Linked DNA regions of Homo sapiens: all the other regions are linked to region 3. The links are chromatin contacts, found by Hi-C or POLR2A ChIA-PET in ENCODE. All regions are on one chromosome and are shown on one strand. Each heading gives the region's core, a stretch centred on a gene start or an enhancer-like site at or near the end of the contact. The rest is flanking DNA. Distances are from core to core; before and after follow the strand shown. Region 1 has its middle 36 kb from the start of LINC01254. Region 2 overlaps APCDD1 (APC down-regulated 1). Region 3 holds the start of LINC01254 (long intergenic non-protein coding RNA 1254).

Region 1 (2,756 bases), core at 107-2,606, 35 kb after region 3:
TTTAGACTGTTGGATAAATGGTTTTCTACTCTATTTACTTTTGGAGACTGGAGTTCATCTGGTGAAAATGGCCCTCATGGCTACCCTTCACCTTCCAGTGGCCGATGTGCCTATTGAATTCACAATGACCTAGCCCTATGCGTATTCTTGTGATTCTTAGAGGGACAAGTGTCAAGGTGCGTGTGTACACTATGGGAGAGTGCCACTGGGTGTTTTCCATTAAACAGTGGGCTCTGTCGTACAGTGCTCTCATGATGCACTGTTACCTTTCCCACCACATCTCTCGCCCTGTTTACCTGGAAGGTACATGACTTTGTTATCATTAGTTTCTATAGTTAAGAATTGAGACAAATGTGGACTTCAGTTTTTTTCTTTTAGTTGATTAACGTTTAAAACAACTGGGCTTAGATATTTGAGCTGAAAAAGGAAGTCAGTTTGGTTAGTCAGTGCTTGGGGTGACTGCATTCATTAGTAAGCACATATTTACATAAGTTTCAGTGGAAACACATTTGTTTGTACAAATACGGAACAGAATAGGAATATGTTTCCAGCATTCTCACTTGGCAACTCAGAAAAAGACTCATCCTGCAGACACACATACAAATCAACCCTCTTCCTCCCCTCCCCCAGCATTCAGCATGGAAAGCTGGCCGCCCTGGTTCTTTACGGCTCATTTCTAAACGTCAAATTCACCTCTTACACAGAATCTTGGAGGTCATCTGGTTGAACTGATCCCAATCAGAAGTGTCTTCCCTGGGATCCCTGACAGGTGAACTTCCTGAACAAGTTCAAAGGTGGCATCCTTCCTTCTTAGAAGATGACCATTGCTTTTCTGAACAACTGTTACAATGTTCTTTTCACGTTGATGCAAAGTCTGGGTCTTTAGAAACTCTTCCTGTCTGTTCTAATTCTATCCTCTGGCACCAAACAAAACAAAGCATTTCCCTCTTGCCCACAATAGTGCTTCAAACATTTGCAGGAAGCTCTGTCATCCATCCTTTGTTTTTTGCTTCTGGCGAGCACCTCGTTCTGTAAGCAGTCCTTTTAAGATGCAGTTTCTGCTTCTATCACTTCCCCAACCCCACTCTGGCAGCCCGGCCTTGACCTGGGACTTGGCCTGGCATAGAGGCGAGGACACCTCCTCATCTTGCAATATCCTTTTGGATTTCCTCTGACAGACTGTAAATACTCAGCCAACAATTAAATTCAGAAAGTAATTATTTTTGAATATAAATGTAATTACTAGGAAGTTATGAAAATGCATCTGATCTGCTGGATATGATGAGTCAGTAGGTTGGGGAGAGCTGTGTCTTCTGAAGTTTTATGTACTTTAGTCACTGCTCCTCCTTTTCTGCAGAGGTGAAGTCTATAACCCCAGCTGGCATTCTGCTAAGGCAGGGTTTCTCAGGCAGGAGTGGGAACAAGCCTGAAAATCTCCATCTCCCCAGAGGGGCAGAGTAGAAGTTTGGAAAAGGCTTCCAGATGACTTTGATATGCACATATCCCTTTTCTAGAATTGAGAACCACGGCCTCAAGGACCTCTCTGCGCTTTGGGGAAACAGACCTGATTTGGTCCTCCTGGGTTCCTGAAAAGAAGTCCTCTTTACAGCCCCAGGTAAACCCACTTATGCTCATTCCTCCACTTTCTCAAAATCTTAAAAAAAAAAAAAAAAAAGAAAGAAAAAGTTATCTATATACTTTTATAGCTGATTCTGGACTCTGATGTCCACACGCGAACTGTTTGTTAGGAATGCACGTCCCATATGGAGCCCAGCACCCCGGCTGTCTATGTTCCCACTCAGCAGGGACTGCTGTGTCCCCTCCTGGGATGCCCTGCCAATCTATCCTTTGATGTTTTCAGGGGACCCAAATGATGTCCAGATCCAAGTCCAGAAGGGATTACAGTCAGAGATCATTTTGAAGTTTAATGTCTTGGAACATTTTTTATTTCAAATTTGTTATTTTAAGTACACATTGTGATTTAATGACTCTTTCTGGGACTTCAGTTTGTGGTTGAGGTCTGAGAGCTGAAGAATGCATGTTTAATTTTTTTCATCCTATAACCAGTGTTTCATCTTAGACTAAAGAGATGCACATTTTAGGAATCCCACAGAATCACTGAAAAAAACATTGATGTTTATACAAATGCTTGCATGTTTGAGTGAATTTAACTAAAGGAAACAATCAGATCTGGTTCCAAAGACTTTGTGGGACCCTACTAAATCCTTAATTTCTCCCTTACTTCTGACTTCACAGGACTTTACGTGGATGTACAGTGCTGGGCTTTATTTGTGGGCACTAGGGTCTCCTCCGTTGACACTGGTCTTTGTGGCTTCAGCTTGTAGCACAGGGGACATTTTCTCATTGGAGGGAGGCTGAGCTCTGGCTGAGTTTTGACGAGCAGGTGGAATTTTCATCCTCGCTTTGGAAGTGGTGAAGAGAACTGGCTGAAGCTGGATGGATAAGGAGACAGAGAGTATGATGACAGAACTTTGAGAGTCCAAAACCATACCCTTCCCCAGGAAGAAAGGGCAGAGGGCAGATCGCCTGTTCAGATTCCACAAAGTGTCTACTCAGGCAAGGCTACAGTTTCACTTGAAGAAATGTCTCTGAACACCAGAAAGGTAAAGAAGTATTGGCCACACAGGACAGAATTGTCTAAAAGCCTCTCTTTTCTTGGCTGTGCTCAGTTTCTGGAGAGCAAGCCCACATATTATTCATCTCTGGATCAACAGTATAGAGCATGCCAACCACTA
Region 2 (3,090 bases), core at 317-2,816, 62 kb before region 3:
AGGGATAAAATATTTACCACTTGCATTGTCCCTGACAACAAATATTTCCTGGTCCCCTAACTCCTTAAATAAAGCAACCTTGCATGCCTGTTTATCTGCTGAAATACTCTGGAGTCAAGAAATATAATGAGCTGTTTCTGCAATAGAAGTGTCTATCAGCAGCCTTGTAGCCCAGTGATTGTGACACTGCACACCTCGGCCCAGATAAAAGGTCCACAAAAGCAACCCCTTCAGGGTCAAGACCCCCTCAACCTATCCCAATTGCCAGCTCTGTTTTTTCATAGAATTGTGCAACATTTGCTGCCTTATAGGAAACACCTGGCTCCAGGGAGCAGTCACAGTTTTCTTCTAGGGTTCTCCTTCCTGTAAGACTAGTTCTTGAAACTGTCTTAGGTCATGACTTCTTGAACTTCTGGTTGTCCACCACCTCGTCCATCTCCCATCACCTCTGCAAATCCACACTAGCAGAAAGAAAAGTGGTATGGAATTCTTCCACAAGCACCTGGCTCCTTCTATACCCCAGAGACGCAGCCGCCCACCCACCCAGGAGCCACACCAAGCACATGCTCAGGAGACGTCCCTCCATGCTGGCTCCTGCAGCTAGGCTGAAAAGTCCAGGCTCCAAGACCACCTGACTCAACATCCCCATGGTGTCACTGACATCAGGAAGCTGCACAGGTCACACATCCTCTAAAAAGCCTCTGAGAGGCAAGCTACCTCAAAAACATATGCTGGCTCCAGCCTAGCGGCTCCTAAAGAATTTGAGAGAGAAAGCACAGCATGCTCTTTTTCTGCAGTTCTCAGGTACTCCCAAAGCCCGGTGCTTTTCTCCCTCCCGTGTGTAGCTCCCCTGCTGTACATGTGCTGGGATCGAGTATTTCAGATGCACAGCCTGGGGAAGGCTGTCTGGTTTTCAGACAGCCCCTTTGATTTACGATCCTGTGGTTAAATCAGTGCAGGATTTTGGAGAAAGACCAATTCCATTTGCTTACGAGTCTGATCCTGAGGCTCTGGCATCTCTAACGACCTTGGCAATCATTTGCTTTTAATTACCATTTGATTCCATCCCTGAAAGAATGAGCCTGGCTTCTACCCCTCCAACTGCATAGTTCTGAAGAATCTCGGCAGAGGATTATGGCTGCTCTGACGCTAAACTTGATTCAGGCAAAGCATCTTCTTTCAGGGTTACTTTACGCTGTCTTGACTTTTTTATAATGAAGAGTAGCCAGTTCCATCCTGAATGAACCCTCCCAGCACACCTGAATCTCTTCAAACGTCACTTATTTGCCAAAGGACTCTGGACCTCACAGCAAAGCTGTATAAAGCTTAGAAAAACAAGTTGACTTAAAGTTTCTATTTTTACACGGTGTCCTGTTTCTAGAGGGGCTGAGGCTCGTGGTTTGAAACTCAATTTAGCATTTAAACTAATTTTCAGCTTGGTCTCTATGGACCAGCAATTAGGGAAGTAGAAGAGTTCAAAGGAGGAGGTTCCAGCCTCTCCTGGGCAGGCGTGTACGGTCTTTGAAGACGTTCTCCCAGCCTTTCTTCCTGTCTCCGCTGGCGGCCACAGACAGCTCGGACAACCTGCTGTGGCTGGGCCCGCGTGGGCACACAGTGCCCAGTCTTTCTGGTGCCCGGGTCTGGAAAGACACCAATGGCTGAGTCCATTTTGTTCCTTCTCAGAGCTGTCCTGGGGAAGGATCTGAAAACTTCCTGAAGACTCCGCTGCACACTGCAGGCCAAGAGGTACAAGGCGAGAGACAAGAGAAGAATGGACCCTTTCAGCTACCAGAGCCACTCGGCCTTCCACTGACCCCCCCCCCCCTCAGCCATCTTGCGAGGCAGCTAGGCTGGCTCAGGAAGCCTGGGTCCTCCTTCCAGCTGGGCTGCCACCTGCATCTGTGGCCACAGCATTCCTCTGGGTCTGGGAGTGTTTGCTTGCTTTTTTTTTTTTTTAATCTAAATTTTCTGTGATGACTGTGCTTAGGTAATAGAAGATCACAGCACAAAATGCAACAGGTACCAAAAGTGAAGTCTCTGTCCGACAATCCCAGATAGACAACTCTGTCACTTCCTCTGAGGCAGTCATTAATTTCCTCCATAAATATCTGATTCCTTTGCAAAGAGTCCCTCTTCTTCTCCTTTCATTATTAGTTTTATGCAGATGGTATCATATTATTCACGCTATTTTATAACTTCCTTTTTTCCTACTTAACAATATGTCTCGTGTAGTATCTAAGGTCCTAAAGCTCTTTCCACCTTAATTTTCTGTCATCAAGGAATCAGGCCTGGGATTTAAAGAGTCTATTTCTTAAGAATCTGGGTAAATGTTCCCACAACTGCCTTAGCAGAGCAGGGAGGAGAAAATGGGAGGAAGTGTTTTATGGCTAGGCATCATGAAACACTTTGATGTTCCCTGGTCAGTCGACATTGTCATTTTCATTCCTCTCTGAGCCATTGGCCCAGAAGGGCGACTTACTCTAGGTTAAGAGAGATGGAGCTTTGCATTCAGGCCCTATCCTGATGCCCACAGGATTCTGCACATTAACCCTATTGATTCTTATATTTTTGCCATTTTACAGAAAAGGAAAATGAAGTCTCCAGTAGGTCAGATAACTACCAATGCCACACGGCTGATGACAGCAGAACTGGCTTCCAGGATTGGCTACCGTTTCTGAAGTCCACATACTTGCCAATTTGTCCAAAAGGTGTTAAATTCTAAAAAGGTCAGCTTTACAATTGCTGTCTTTAATTGCCATGCCAATATTTAATAATTTTCACTTGTGGGGCATTTTCCCTCCAGGAGCCACAGACAGGTCTGCAGAGGGACATTGACGGGAATGAAGTGTCCCCTCCTGGAGTACCCCTGGGCGCCAGCCTTAACAATGCTGACTGGGCTTTCAGACTCCATCTGCGGAGCCACACCCAGGAGTGCAACGGGGTAGAGAGGCAGGTAAGAAAATAAACGTGATGATGGTTAATTTTTCCCCCAGTACTAAAAAGAGCAGAAGAGATCAGAGCCCGTGCAGGCGCATGAAGGTGAGGAAAAGGAACCAGAACCTGAGTGGGTGCAAAGGACTAGTCCAAGGT
Region 3 (2,714 bases), core at 146-2,645:
CACTGTCCTTATGATTGTGCCTTCAGAACATATTTTCCACTTCTCGGTTAAATAGACATTTACGTCATACGCCTGCATTTGAAAGCTAAGTTCCTGTGTGGGGCCAGGAGAGCACCAACATGCAGATTTCACATTCCTACAAGTTTGCAAATAAATAATTGTGCCTGTGTTGAGAGTGTCAGGTGCAGTGAAGTCTGGGGAGAAGGGGCCATAGTGTTCTATATATTCATTCATTCTTCAAAAAAGAGTGATTGTGTTCATGCCCCCAGTACAGTCCTATACACGAAGGATACAACAGAGGCCTGCTTTCCTGGGAGAGACAAGAACAGATGAATACAGAAAAGAGCGTGCAGTGTCAGTGCAAGGCGAGGACTGAGAACCGGGCGATGCGGCTGCACAGCTGGGTCAGTGTGGATGATCGGGAAGGGGCTGTCTGATGGGCTGGCCCCTATGCTGAGATTTTTCTTTCTTTTTATTTTCATTTAAGATGGAGTCTTGCTCTGTCACCCAGGCTAGAGTGCAGTGGCATGATCTTGGCTCACTGCAACCTCCGCCTCCCAGGTTCAAATGATTCTCCTGCCTCAGCTTCCCAAGTAACTGGGATTACAGACGCCTGCCACCATGCCCAGCTAATTTCTACATTTTCAGTAGAGATGGGATTTCACCGTGTTAGCCAGGCTGGTCTCGGACTCCTGACCTCAAGAGATCCACCTGCCTCATCCTCCCAAAGTGCTGGGATTACAGGTGTGAGCCACTGTGCCCGGCCCTGAGATTTGAAAAGCAAAGAGAGCAGCTACACGATGATCAGGGAAGATGAGTTGGATGCCAAAAATCCCTTGCCCTATTCGTGTTGGTTAAATCAGGGAACAAGACTTGCAGGGCAAGGAGCAGCGAGTTAAGGCTCTATGATGAGGGAATGCTGGCAACTTGAAGGAAAAGCAAGGTCACCTGTGAGCTTCAAAGTGGCATGGAGACGAGGCAGGGCCACAGGTGGAGGGCTGAGCCTCGGGGTGAGGAGTTTGAATTCTATGAGGGATGTGAGGAAGCCTTTACAGGGCAAGCAAGGGAAGGGCATGATACACTAAATGTTAAGTGAATGCCTCCGGCTGCCAGGTGGAGGAAGGATTACAGAGAAGCTGGGGAGAACCAGGGAGAGCTGCTAGACTCCACGTGGTGGGCGTGGTGGGCGAGTACCAGCAGAAGCCGCCTGGACAGCAACCGGAAGTGCGGTGGCTCTGGTGGGCGTGGTGGGCGAGTACCAGCAGAAGCCGCCTGGACAGCAACCGGAAGTGCGGTGGCTCTGGTGGGCGTGGTGGCTGAGTACCAGCAGAAGCCGCGTGGACAGCAACCGGAAGTGCCGTGGCTCTGGACTCTGGGCTGTCGTAGCCAAACACGCCTTCTTGGCCGAGTGGTGGCATTCTGCCTGCCCCCTGTGGGCATCATTGAGATTCTGCTCCCCAGCTTCCGCAGTGCTCCGTTTTGTGATGGAAAGTCAGCATCCCTTGCCTTAGGAGAAACCCAGGTATCTGGTGATGGAAGAACTTTTGAGGGAAGCTTGAGACTGGCCAGTCCACACTCTGCTTAACCAAGGGAAGGGCACCACTTCTACCACCAGGAGATACCTGCTGTGGGACACAGTGCTGCTCCAGCCATGCAGAAGCTCACACAGGCCTGCAGCAGTTATTCATCCGTGCACAGCTGCCACTGGCCAGCAGAGCCTGTGACGGGGCCTTCACAGGTAATTCCCAAGATCAAAACAGCCTCTTGTACTTAAAATAATTGCTTTGCCACCATTTCCAAGATGCTGCAGAGTGCTTCTGAATTCTGTTCATTTCAAAGAACCCACTTCCTCTATTTGAAAAACGGGTATTTTAATGTCTGCCAGGCCACAATTCCATGAGGCATGATGGTGTGCAGAATGTTCTGGAGATTTCCATAAGAAAGATCTCTAAGGGCCAGAACTGACTAAAGTCATGTAGGCCACCTCTAAAAGAGGCAAGGCTCAAAGATAAATACTAGCATCAAAAGAGAGGTCCTTTGGTGTGATATGCCCCATGTCATTCAGCTTTGTTGTGGCCAGTCATCGTTGGTGGCAGCTGACTGGTGGCAGAATCACACCCACTGTGTGATTCTCTGCAGAAGGCTGGTGATTTGAGGATGGACAGGAAGTTCTGAACTCAGGAATACCATGCATTTTCACAAGCGTTTTCACTTTGCCTTAAGATTTGTAGAAGAGTTAAGTTGGGATCCCATCATCAGCAAAACCTAACACCACCATCCTGAGATAAGCTAAGAAAAGCTAAGAAAAAGATAAGCTGAGAAAAGCTAAGGAAAGATTTGTCAACCTTTCTTCTAGATCAGAACAGCAAACGTGATGCAGGATTTCCTGAGGTTGGGACCGGACCGAAACGTTTTCCATCTTCTATTTTTGTTTACTCAGCTTCAACTGCCACCTTTTATGCTATCCTGGGGGCAAGGGGGCACCCATGTGAATGAGAGATACTGGATTTGGCCAAGATCATTAGGCAAGGGTGCCGTTCCCACACAGTAATGCCTTGCAGGCACAAGGATGGAAAATTATGCCAGGAATGCGATACCGCCAAGCCTGAACACAGAGAGGACACGACGTTGGCACAGGCCTGTTGGGTCTTGACTTCAGCCTGCAGAGGAGCTGGAGGAGGCTGGCAGACTCTGCTCACAAATGGGAAGGCCCA

Evidence for each region. A loop is a pair of places that touch in the nucleus more often than their neighbours do. ChIA-PET counts read pairs that join two places held with the same protein, here RNA polymerase II (POLR2A). Pooled maps may share reads with other maps.
Region 1: a map of ascending aorta shows a loop between it and region 3 (2.1-fold over the local background). The contact joins the enhancer-like site here to the promoter of LINC01254 in region 3. A Hi-C loop is called at or near these places in 2 of 168 maps with a recorded cell type or tissue (CD14-positive monocyte and ascending aorta) and 1 of 50 pooled maps. POLR2A ChIA-PET finds 5 or more read pairs at or near these places in 3 of 52 experiments (Caco-2, MCF 10A and activated CD4-positive, alpha-beta T cell).
Region 2: a map of Panc1 shows a loop between it and region 3 (5-fold over the local background). The contact joins the enhancer-like site here to the promoter of LINC01254 in region 3. A Hi-C loop is called at or near these places in 1 of 168 maps with a recorded cell type or tissue (Panc1) and 1 of 50 pooled maps. POLR2A ChIA-PET finds 5 or more read pairs at or near these places in 1 of 52 experiments (A673).

The regions. Positions count from the first base shown.
Region 1 is chr18:10,377,476-10,380,231 of GRCh38, reverse strand. No RefSeq gene overlaps it. Among named protein-coding and RNA genes, the nearest start is that of LINC01254, 36 kb to the left of the region's middle. Within about 2 kb of position 1,356, at least 2 of the 41 ENCODE cell types and tissues checked have a DNase peak (open chromatin) inside an H3K27ac peak, as active enhancers do; they include CD14-positive monocyte, where a contact is called at or near this core.
Region 2 is chr18:10,474,529-10,477,618 of GRCh38, reverse strand. All of the region lies in intron 3 of APCDD1 (APC down-regulated 1), which reads right to left. Among named protein-coding and RNA genes, the nearest start is that of APCDD1, 21 kb to the right of the region's middle. RefSeq lists a silencer at 1-107. Within about 2 kb of position 1,566, at least 6 of the 41 ENCODE cell types and tissues checked have a DNase peak (open chromatin) inside an H3K27ac peak, as active enhancers do; they include A673, where a contact is called at or near this core.
Region 3 is chr18:10,413,051-10,415,764 of GRCh38, reverse strand. It overlaps LINC01254 (long intergenic non-protein coding RNA 1254), which reads left to right and starts at 1,395. Exons shown (of 3, transcript NR_110775.1): 1 at 1,395-2,714. All of the region lies in intron 1 of LOC105371988 (a long non-coding RNA gene), which reads right to left. RefSeq lists an enhancer at 845-2,044.